2 separate regions of the Homo sapiens genome follow, and region 2 is linked to region 1. Evidence: read pairs that join two places in POLR2A ChIA-PET (ENCODE). Cell type or tissue: A673. All regions are shown on one strand. Links, peaks and the distances in the headings refer to the core of each region. The heading gives the core; the rest is flanking DNA. Region 1 overlaps TESC (tescalcin). Region 2 overlaps HRK (harakiri, BCL2 interacting protein).

Region 1 (5,371 bases), core at 298-5,297:
CCACATCACCCAGAACCAATCCTATCTGCCTCAAGGTTCAGTTCTCCCCTTGCCGACTTGGTAAACAATGTGTGGAACTCTACTGACGAGGTTGTGGGGTAACAGCATGGCCTCCCCCAGATCACACAGATGTGCCGACTCTCAGAGTCTCAGTCCAGAGCATGTGGGGTTCTCGGCATGCGGGAGAGGCGGTTTCTCCCGGCACTGCACTTGGCAAATCCCACTAGAAGGCCTGGTTTTGAGTCTGGATTCCCTACCCAGCAACTAAGTGATCTTGGGCAGTCATTTCCTCTGTCCAAACCTCAGTTTGCCCATCTATAAACTGGCAGCAATAGTCCCACCCTCAAAGGGCTTTTCGGCAGATCAGATGATTGACAAGTGCTCAAGAAAGAGCAGCTGTCACCTCATTCACAGCTGGCTGCGTTTTTTAAGGAGCGGAACTGGTGGCTCAAAGAAGGACACAGCCTGGATGAGACATCTGAGCGAAGTGGCACAGGACGGCTCCAGCACCGAGCTCAGTGCACATGGAACGCCATCCTCCAGGGTCCCGCTCTGTGGCTGCGACAGATGGTGAGATGATGGGGCCCAGGTGAACAGAATGAAAAATACCAGCATGGGCTAGAGCAGGCAGGTGCCTTTGGTTGATCCCCAGCCCTGTGGGAAGCTTCCACAGCGGGCATTCTCCTGCAAGTTTCCCCTGTGAGCCCCCAGAGAGGAGGGCAGGGGAGGCCTGGAAGCCCCCATCCAGTCAAGGCAGAAAGGGTTCCAGAGGCTGGGGGGGTCCCATGATCTGGACCACTTTGTGGATGACTCCAGGCCAGGGTCTCCCCCCGCCCCAGAGCTCAGCATACAGGACTGGTCCTTCCCCCTGGTTTCACGGACACATTCATTCCTCCTCTGCTGAGGAGCCACTGTCTGAGGAGGGAGCCTGAGGTGGGAGGATCACTTGAGCCTTGGAGTTAGAGGCTGCAGTGAACTGTGATTGCACCACTATGCTCCAGCCTGGGCAACAGAGCAGGGCCATCTCAAAAACAAATTAATTTTAAACAATCAATAAAAGTAATTGTTTGAATCATTTTCTTACTGAGGCATGATTTCCATACAATGGAAAACACTTCACTGTTCAGAGACCCTAACAAGGGCAGAGGGCCCTCCCCAGAGGCACTCAGACAATTCCACATCCTATTTCATGGGGTTCATGGACTCCCTGAAGATGCCAGGGGAAAAGCCACAACCTAGCCCAGAGGAAGAGAAAAGGCACGGGGGACTGGCTGGTTGGCTGTTCAGCTTACCAAGCTTTGGCGGACGACAGAACAGTGTGGAGCTGGCTGGTCCACCCTGGCCCATCAGACCCTTCCTCCCGCTATGCTACAGTTGTTGGGGTGCTCCCCTGTCCCCCTGGAACCCCTGAGCTTCTGGAGGGCAGGGACCGCATCTGGTCCACCCTGGTAGCAGAATATGGCAATTGGTGAATGAGCCGAGGCCACCGTCTGAGGCCACTTAAAGACTTTAGAACCAAGAAGTATTACCCAGGGGCGAGAACGCAGTGGAGAAACCAGCGCCACCCCCACCAGCCACGCTTGGCTACGCCAGTCCTCCCTGCCATCTCTAGCTCCTTCTCCAAATGAGATTAGACCAGGAATGGAATCCGACTCTCTTTTTTTCTTTGGAGACAGTCTCGCACTGTCACCCAAGCTGGAGTGCAGTGGCACCAACTCCTGGGCTCAGGCGAACCCCCTGCCTTGGCCTCCCAAAGTGCTGGGATTACAAGCATGAGCCACCGCACCAGCCTGCGACTCTACTTCTCATTATGATGCCTGTGGCCTTGGGCAGGCACCTCCTCTCTTGAGCCTCAATGTCTGCATCTGTAAAATGGGAAACCAACCGTGTTCCTGGGAGGATTCCATCAGCTACTGCGGATACGCTGCCTGGCTCAGCTGAACGTGTGGCAGATGCCACGCGCCCGAGAAACATTAGCTCTTACCATCATGAGGTCTGAACTCTAGGTCTGGAGATTTTTTTTTTTTTTTTCCTTTTCCTTCTGGCAGCTTCTTGGCATCAACATAGACATGCCTGAAGAGCTGTTTTGGAGCCTGAAGGAAAAAACAGACCCTCCACCTTTCCCAGAATCCTCTGTCTTATTATTTCCTTTCCAACTCCAGGAGCAGACACGGATGGGGGGGACAGGAAGTGGGGCCAGCTCAAGGTGGTGAAGGACAACTGACTCAGGTGAATAATTCCCAAGAAGCCCTTCTCTCCGTCAGGTCCCACTTTGTACCTCGGTCCACACACCAGACACCACTTGGCTGCTGTCACCACGGGTGCGTGGGGAAGGTGAGCTCAATCACACCCCCGGGACGCCTTCGCTCGGGCTTTTCATATGAATCTTAACAATCTAGATGTGAGCCTTCTTGGCTCAGAAAAGATTCCTGGGAATACTCGTTTCCGGTTTAAATCAATCAATGAGACTCTAACAGGCAGGGAGAAGGAAGGTGGGCACGCAGACCTGATGATGCCCTGTGTGGCAAGCTGCTGCTCAGGCATATTTTTGGTGGGGCTGGGGAGATGCTGGGAGGGTTGGCAGCCGAGGACAGCTGGTGAGGGTGGCACTGGGTTTTCCAGTGGCTGCCTGTTCCTGAACAATACACCTTGAGTTTTAAAGTCCCCAGGGACTGTGCCCCTTTAACGTGAGCCTCTTATGCTCTCACTGAACCACCAAGTGCATACAAAGGTGAACAAGACACGTTCTTTCTGCTCTAGGGAGCTCCAAGTTTCGAAGGGGTGGCAGGTGACAGAGTTGACAAGTATAACATGGTGTGATGCCTGCTATTGCGGGCTCCAGGAGCGCTGAGGATGGGTGTTTAACCCTTAAAGGTCGGATGGAGAGATGGCTTTCTGGATGGGAGCAGCAGGTAAGCCAACCCCTGAACAATAATGAGCATTCGTTTCATAAAGAGACAGGGTTAACGCTGTGCGCGGTGGCTCACACCTGTAATCCCAGCACTTTGGGAGGCAGAGGCAGGCGGATCACTTAAGGTCAGGAGTTTCAGACCAGCCTGGCCGACATGGTGAAACCCTGTCTCTACTAAAAATACAAAAATTAGCCGAGCATGGTGGCGGGCACCTGTAATCCCAGCTACTCACGAGGCTGAGGCAGGAGAATTGCTTGAACCCAGGAGGCAGAGGTTTCAGTGAGCTGAGATCGCGCCACTGCACTCCAGCTTGGGCAACAAGAGTGAAAATTCATCTCAAAAAAAAAAAAAAAGAGAGAGAGACAAGGTTAAGAGGAAAGGTTTGAGTTTGTTTTTTCTTGTTTTTGTTTTTTGTGAGATGGAGTTCACTCTGTCGCCCAGGCTGGAGTACAGTGGCATGCTCTCAGCTCACCGCAACCTCCGCCACCCAGGTTCAAGCGATTCTCCGACCTCAGCCTCCCGAGTAGCTGGGATTACAGGCGTCTGCCACCGCGCACAGCTAATTTTTGTAGTTTTAGTAGAGACAGGGTTTCACTATCTTGGCCAGGCTGGTCTTGAACTCCTGACCTCATGATCTACCTGCCTTGGCCTCCCAAAGTGCTGGGATTATAGGCGTGAGCCACCACGCCCGGCCTAGACCTTACCCTGGGTGGAGACAGAGAAAGGCTCCCGTACGTAAACACCTGATTGTACACATCAAATGAAAACAGTGCTCCAGGCAGAGGAACAGCTTTTGTGCAAAGGCCTGAAGGTGAGAAAAAATACGGGAGTCTTTTCCTATCCCTTCTTGGTTCCTAGAAATTCAAGTGGCAGCTACACACAGTGAAAGCATGCTGGCAGTAAGAAAGCAGTCTTGGGGCCAGGCATGGTGGCTCATGCCTGTAACTCCAGCGCTTTCAAGAGGCTGAAGTGGGAGGATCACTTTGAGGCCAGGAATTTGAGACTAGTCTGATCAACATGGCAAGACCCCTGTCTCTACAGAAAAATTTAAAATTAGCTGGTGTGGTGGCGCACACCTGCAGTCATAGCTACTGGGAAGGCTGAGGTGGGAGGATCGCTGGAGCCCAGGAGTTCGAGGTTGCAGTGAGCTTGATCATGCCCCTTGCACTCCAGCCTGGGTGAGAGAGCAAGACCCTGCCTCAAAAACTAAAAATTAAAAAAAACTGTAAAAAAAGAAAGTAGGCTTGGGGATCCCATGATCTCCAACTCCTCCACTTAGCAGCTGTGGGACTGCAGGCAAGCTGGTTTACCTCTCTAAGCCTCAGTTTCCTCACCTGTAAAATGGCCCTAACACTGCCTTCCTGGGGGATCATTACTATAAAGAGTGTTATGCAGAGAGCACCAGCGTGGAGCCTGATGCTCAGCAGGTGCTTGGGGAATTATGTTCATTATCACCAGCCTCAGCCTGACCTTCTGGTCCTTTCTGGATGGTGTTCTCAGAAAGGGACCAAGCTGATTCCTCCCCAGAAAGTCAGGGGTCATCTTGGTCCTCAGGGAGGCGGGGGAGTCAGCAGCCCTGTGGGCTCAGTCTGTCCTCTGGCCACCTTACCCTGAGGCTTTTCTCCCTTTTTCTCAGGGAAGATTCCCAAGGGAATGGCCTTGGAGGAAGGGCCCTGCCTGACCCACTGGGTCTCTGGGAGCTGACGTTCCCATGCCAAGCCGATCGTCTCGCACGTAACCTTATCAAATCCACACAATGACTTCAGGATCCAGGTGGGGGTACTGAGGCTCAGAGAAGTAAGATGACTTGCCCAAGGTCATGTAGCTCAGAGAGGTGGGACCAAGACTCAACTCTCAGCTATGGCTCGGAGCGACCAGGACATACAAGAGTGTTTAAAGCATGGTCAATAACAAACCATGTACATGTGTTTGGTCTAACTACTTCATGTATATTAACTCAATCCTTCCCAACAACTTCAAGGGAGGTACTATGACTATGCCCATTTTATAGTAGATAAAACTGAGGCTCAGAGAGCATAAGTGACTTGCCCAAGGTACCTGGCAAGGCCCCTGAAGCCAGGCTCCTGCCACAGCCTGAGCCCTGACGACAGCTGTGTCCTCATCTCATGCATTCTTATTTACTGTTGCTGGCTTGTCCCTGCCACAGGGCCTCTGCATTCGACGTCCCCTCGGCCCGAGATGCCCTTTCCACTGATTTGCACACCCCTGGCTCATTCTTACTTGGATTTCTGTTCCATTATCACCTCCTCAGGGAGGACCTCCGGATCCACCCTAAAGCTCCATTCTCATGCCACCCTGCTATGCCTCGTTCACAGTTTAACACCTGTCGGGCGTTTTGTTTACTGTGTGTCCCCCTCCAGGAACAGCAGCCTCTCCGAGTCATCTCTAAATCCCCAGCCCCTGGTCTATAAATATTTGCTAAGTGGGCAAAAGTGACC
Region 2 (5,371 bases), core at 176-5,175, 220 kb before region 1:
TGTTTTGAGACAGAGTCTCATTATGTCACCCAGGACAGAGTGCAGTGGCACAATCATAGCTCACTGCAGCCACAAAGTCCTGGCTCAAGCAATCATCCTGCCTCAGCCTCCCCAGTAGCTGGGATTACAGGCACATGCCACCACGCCTGACTACAATTTTCTTTTATTCAGCATTTTCCAAATAGTTGCCAATGAACTTGTCATATTTTTTGTCATCAAGAAAAAGTTATTTATTTTTCTGAGACAGGGTCTCATTCTCTTGCCCAGCCTGTAGTACAGTGGTACGATTATAGCTCACTATAGCCTCAGTCTCCTGGGCTCAAGCAATCCTCCTACCTCACTCAGCCTCCCGAGTAGTTGGTAACACAGGTGCAGACCACCATACCTCACTAATTTCTTATTTTTTGTAGAGATGGGGTCTCACTATATTGCCCAGGTTAGTCTCAAGTTCCAGGGCTCAAGCAATCTTCCCACCTCAGCCTCCCCAAGTGCTGGGATTACAGGCATGAGCCACCACATCCAGCTACTTTTTAAAAAAGTAATATTATATCAAGTTTCCCAGAGCAATTAAATTCCACCCTGCCCAAGTCTCTGGCCCATGGAGCAAAGGTTCAGTGTGGGAAAGCTCTGTGGAAAGCAGCCATCTTGGATAAGCCAGTTGCCTCCCCACAGGAAAAGGAAGGAGCTTTCTCCTTGCCTGGCCAACCAGAAGTCGTAAAAGGATGCAACTTATTGATGTGGGCTAAATCAGAAATCCCCCACCCAACAGCAGGGGCACCAGTTTAGAGCAGGAAAGGAGAGGGGAGCCAGTGCTGAGTTGAATGGTGAGAGTTCTAAGGGTGATGGAAACCCAATCGATGTCCACAATGTTCCCCTGGCACTGAGGGGAGTGGGCATGAGTGAGTTGGTTCAGGGATCAGGACCTCTCAGACCTTGGCAGGAGGTGAACTGGTTTATTTCTACTAAGAGGTGAGGGCAGGGGCAAAGCCTGGGTCTCCTGTCTCTGAAAGAGTCTGGGGTCACCTGAGGGCTGTGGCTGGGACTCATTCATCTCTGCATCCCTGCATCTGGGCACCCAGCCCTGGCACCAAGCTACACTGCTTGTTTTTCTTTCCTGAAACGTACTATGCAGTCTTACCTCCGGGCCACTGGACTTAGCTCTCTCTCTTCCCAAAACACCTTTCTCGCATGTCTTCATATAGCTGGCTCCTTTCTGTCATTCAAGTCCACTATTCCCCTGGTTCCTCTTCAAAGTGTCCTGCCTTCCCTCATCACCACAGGTGAGGAGTCCCTGGGGCACTCTCTATTGTGTTACCTTTGTGTATTACCTTCAAAGCCCTGAGGAGTTTCTAAAATTATCTCTGTGTTAGATTGCATAATCCAAAGGTGGCCACTAAAATATCTCCCATTCCACATGCTATTCTAGAACCTCACCACTCCCCCATGAGGTGGAGTCTAATTCCGCCCCACCTTGAATCTGTATCAGCTTGTGACTTGCTTCTGACCCAAGTGACTTTGGAAGCTGGGACAGAAAAAGCAAAGCAGCTTCCACCTAGTTCCCTGGGGTACTTGCTTTTGGAGCTCTCAGTCACTGTGTCAGAATCCGGCTGCCATGCTGTGAGGAAGCCCAAGCCACACGAAGAGGCTGAGTATAGCTGCTCCAATTGACAGCCCCAGCTGACTCCCAGTATTAACAGCCAGACATGTAAATAAGGTTGCCTCCCCACCCATGACTCCAGTCCCCAGCCATCCTGGAGCAGAGACAAGTCACCCCCACTATGCCCTGACCAAATTCCTAACCCACAGAATGTGTGAGCATGGTCAAATATGTCAGCCTTCCATATAGGTGAGTTCCACATCCATGGATTCAACCAACCTCAGATCAAAACTATTGGAAAAAAAAATTTAAAAATAACACAAGTATAAAAAACACACATAAAAACAATACAGTATAATTAGTTACATAGCACTTACATTGTATTGGGTATTATAAGTAATCTAAAGATGATTTAAAGCCTACAGTGTGTGGGTTATATGCAAACACTACACCATTTTATATCAAGGACTTGGCATCCTTGGATTTTGGGATCCAAAGTGGGATCCTGGAACCACTCCCGCCCAGAGACAGAGGGATGGCTCTAGTTGTTTGAAGCAAAACTTAGTAGTTTTGGAGTAATTTGTTACACAGAAGTAGTAACAAGAACAATATTTACTTATTGTCTGTCTCTTCCCACTAAAATGTGGGCTCCATGAAAGCAGGGAACTCTTATGTCTTGGTCCTTCCTGTATCCACAGTGCCCTATACACAGAAGGTACTCAATAATTAGCAGTTGTATAAGTGGAAGAACCTGAATTTGGGAAACAATAGTGACTATGTTGCATAGTTTCTTTTTTTATTTTTTATTTTTTTGTAACAGAGTCTCACTCATTCTGTCGCCCAGGCTAGAGTACAGTGGCGCGATCTCGGCTCACTGCAACCTCCGCCTCCTGGGTTCATGCAATTCTCCTGCCTCAGCCTCCCAAGTAGCTGGGACTACAGGCACACACCATCATGCCTGGCTAATTTTTGTATTTTTAGTGGAGATGGGGTTTCACCACATTGGCCAGGCAGGTCTCGAACTCCTGACCTCAAGTGATCCACCCGCCTCAGCCTCTCAAAATGCTGGGATTACAGGTGTGAGCCAGCATACCCGGCTGATGTTGCATAGTTTCTGATTCATTTAACACAGCACATAGTTATTGTACACCTACTATGAGACAAGCAAGTTGCCAGGGACTAGGGACACTGTGGGTTAGCTTTCTATTCCCGTGAAATCCTATCACAGGGACACTAGTGAGGACTACCAAGAAACGGAAGCCCCCTCCCCACCTCTCGTTATCTGCCTGTCTAAAAGGCTGACTTTTCAAAAACTCTAGAGTTATGATTGCCAAATCCAGCCAGCCCACATCTGGGGGTATATTTAATTATCCCCGGGTGTGGCTCTTTTCCATCCACAGCTCAGTCACTTGTACTCTGGCCTCTCACTATGCGAGCGGATGACTCCAGACAGAGACCATGTGGCAGGAAGGCTGCCTGGTTCTGCACATCTGGCCCCTTCCCGGGGGGTTCCTCCCCAACAGCTGTCCTCCTCGGGCTCCCTCGCCAAACAGAAGGCCAAGCTTTCAAGCTCTAAAAGTAATTCTGGCAGGGGTGCTGCGAGCTGGGAGGGAGGCCTGCGGGATGCGCCTCCAGGTTTAACCACTTAATCCCCAAAGTACCTGCCAAGAACCAGTTAGCATGTCTGGCTGGTGGGCCAGGCTGTCATTAATTCATTAAAGCAGGCTCCCGCTGGCCCATTATCTTCCTTGCCACTGACCACGTCGCCTTATGGGCCTGCGGAGTCCCCCTCTCTCCCCTTCCCCTGCTCCCAAGGCAGGATTCTACCCAGCCCTGGCCCCGACTCCCAGGCAGATTCCTCGGCTCCATTCTCTCTCCCTCCCTGCCCCCTCCCCAGGCACGCTTCTCCCTCCCTCCCTCCCACGCCTCCGCCAGCCAGCACTCACCATAAAGCGTCTTTTGTTCCCTCTCTCCTGTATCTTTGAGTATTGACTGGTTAAATCATACCCATCCTCCTCCAGGCCTCCCCAGCCTCAGAGGAGCCTCCCCTGGGGCTCTGGAAGAAAGGGAATTTCACTTGTACAGGAATTCACTGTGCACCAACCCGGTCTGCTTACTGCCCCTATCTCCTCTTCCCCCGCAAGTCATGGGGTGGGGGGCGCTGTGTGCCCTCAAAGACAGAAGCTGCAGTTCCACTGGGGATCACTTAGGTGGATGCTCTCTGCCTCGGCTTCCCCTTTGAATTAAAAGGAATGACACTGACCATTTCATGACATCCTCTGTTGAGTGAAGTTAAGAGACAGACACTGCACTGGACTTTTTTGAGACAAGAGTCTCACTTTGTCGCCTAGGCTGGAGTGCAATAGTGCGATCTCAGCTTACTGCAACCTCTGCCTCTGGGACTCAAGTGATCCTCCCACCTCAGCCTCCTGAGTACCTGAGACTACAGGTGCACACCACCATGCCCAGCTAATTTTTTTTTTTTTTTTTTGGTACAGACAAGGTTTCACCATGTTGCCCAGGCTGGTCTTGAACTCCTGGGCTCAAGTGATCCGCCCACCTTGGCCTCCCAAAGAACTGGGATTACAGGACTGAACCACTGGCCCGGCCTGCACTGGACACTTTAAATGAATGTTCTCTTATCATTCTCCCAATAACCCTGGAAGGATACAGCTCCAGTTTACAGATAAAGGTGCAGAGGTAATGGTTCTTTCTCAAGGTCACGCTGTCAGCAAATGGCTGGACACTTAAGAGTCTCTTAACCATTATTCTCTCCTGACCCTTCTGGCACTGACTTCCCGGGAGGGCAGGTAGGAGTGGTGTGGAATGGCCAGCAATAATAATGGTAAAATGTTGACTACCTTGGGAAAGAATGATAGTAAATGCACAATAATAATCATGATGGCTCACATGTATATCCACTGTTCTAGAGCTTTCCGTGTATGAATTCATTTAACCCCCTTAATAACGTGCCTATGCACTAAGTCTGGCTGGTGGGCCCCCATTTTTTGCCCCCATTTTACATATGGGAAAACTTAGTCTTGGGTTTTTGTTTCTGTTTGTTATTTTTTTAAAGGATGACTTCTGAGAAAAGTATTGCTGGTTCGCAGTAGAGACTCAAAACAAGTATGCTGGATATATGTATGTGTATATACACATATATGTTTTAAATTATTATTGAGATGGAGTCTCGCTCTGTCGCCCAGGCTGGAGTGCAGTGGTGTGATCTCAGCTCTTCTTGGCTGACTGTAACCTCCGCCTCCCAGGTTCAAGCGATTCTCCTGCCTCAGCCTCCCGAGTAGCTGGGATTACAGGTGTGCACCACCACGCTCAGCTAATTTTTGTATTTTTAGTAGAGATGGGGTTTCACCATGTTGGCCATGCTGGTCTCAAACTCCTGACCTCAGGTGATCCACCTGCCTTGGCCTCCCAAAGTGCTGGAATTACAGGCGTGAGCCAACCTGCCTGGCCTGTATGTTGAAAATATTGATTCTGCATATAGCGGAGCACACCCTTTAAACCTATGGGAATTGAAAGTGGTAGTTCCCACCCTATATGGCTGGCACAGGCCTCCCTCAAACACCTAAGGTACAGCTGTGAACATTCCCCTTTTTCTTTTAGGGTAGGGAAGGTGGAGAGCACCCCATATCCAGCATAGAACGCAACAGACTGTCTTCCTCCGGTGATTTTTCTTTCCCCTTTACTTAACTTACCAGAGCTGGGAAAAAATGAGTTTCCCCAAATTAAATCAAAAGCACAAGAAAGGCCGGAGCG

The links. ChIA-PET counts read pairs that join two places held together with the same protein. Peaks named below come from ENCODE experiments on the same cell type or tissue, not always from the same donor. Only the 100,000 strongest peaks of a DNase experiment are listed, where the experiment ranks them.
Region 2: POLR2A ChIA-PET joins it to region 1 with 7 read pairs; 2 of 35 experiments call an interaction of 5 or more read pairs at or near these places.

Annotation. Positions count from the first base shown.
Region 1 is chr12:117,091,767-117,097,137 of GRCh38, forward strand. The region is part of intron 1 of TESC (tescalcin); the gene reads right to left. Among named protein-coding and RNA genes, the nearest start is that of TESC, 5.0 kb to the right of the region's middle. In A673, for the core only: no CTCF peak of the experiment used is centred there; no DNase peak of the experiment used is centred there; H3K27me3 peaks cover 2,707 bases.
Region 2 is chr12:116,873,148-116,878,518 of GRCh38, forward strand. All of the region lies in intron 1 of HRK (harakiri, BCL2 interacting protein), which reads right to left. Among named protein-coding and RNA genes, the nearest start is that of HRK, 5.6 kb to the right of the region's middle. RefSeq lists a silencer at 855-1,064. In A673, for the core only: no CTCF peak of the experiment used is centred there; DNase peaks (open chromatin) are centred at 3,144 and 3,524; H3K27me3 peaks cover 638 bases.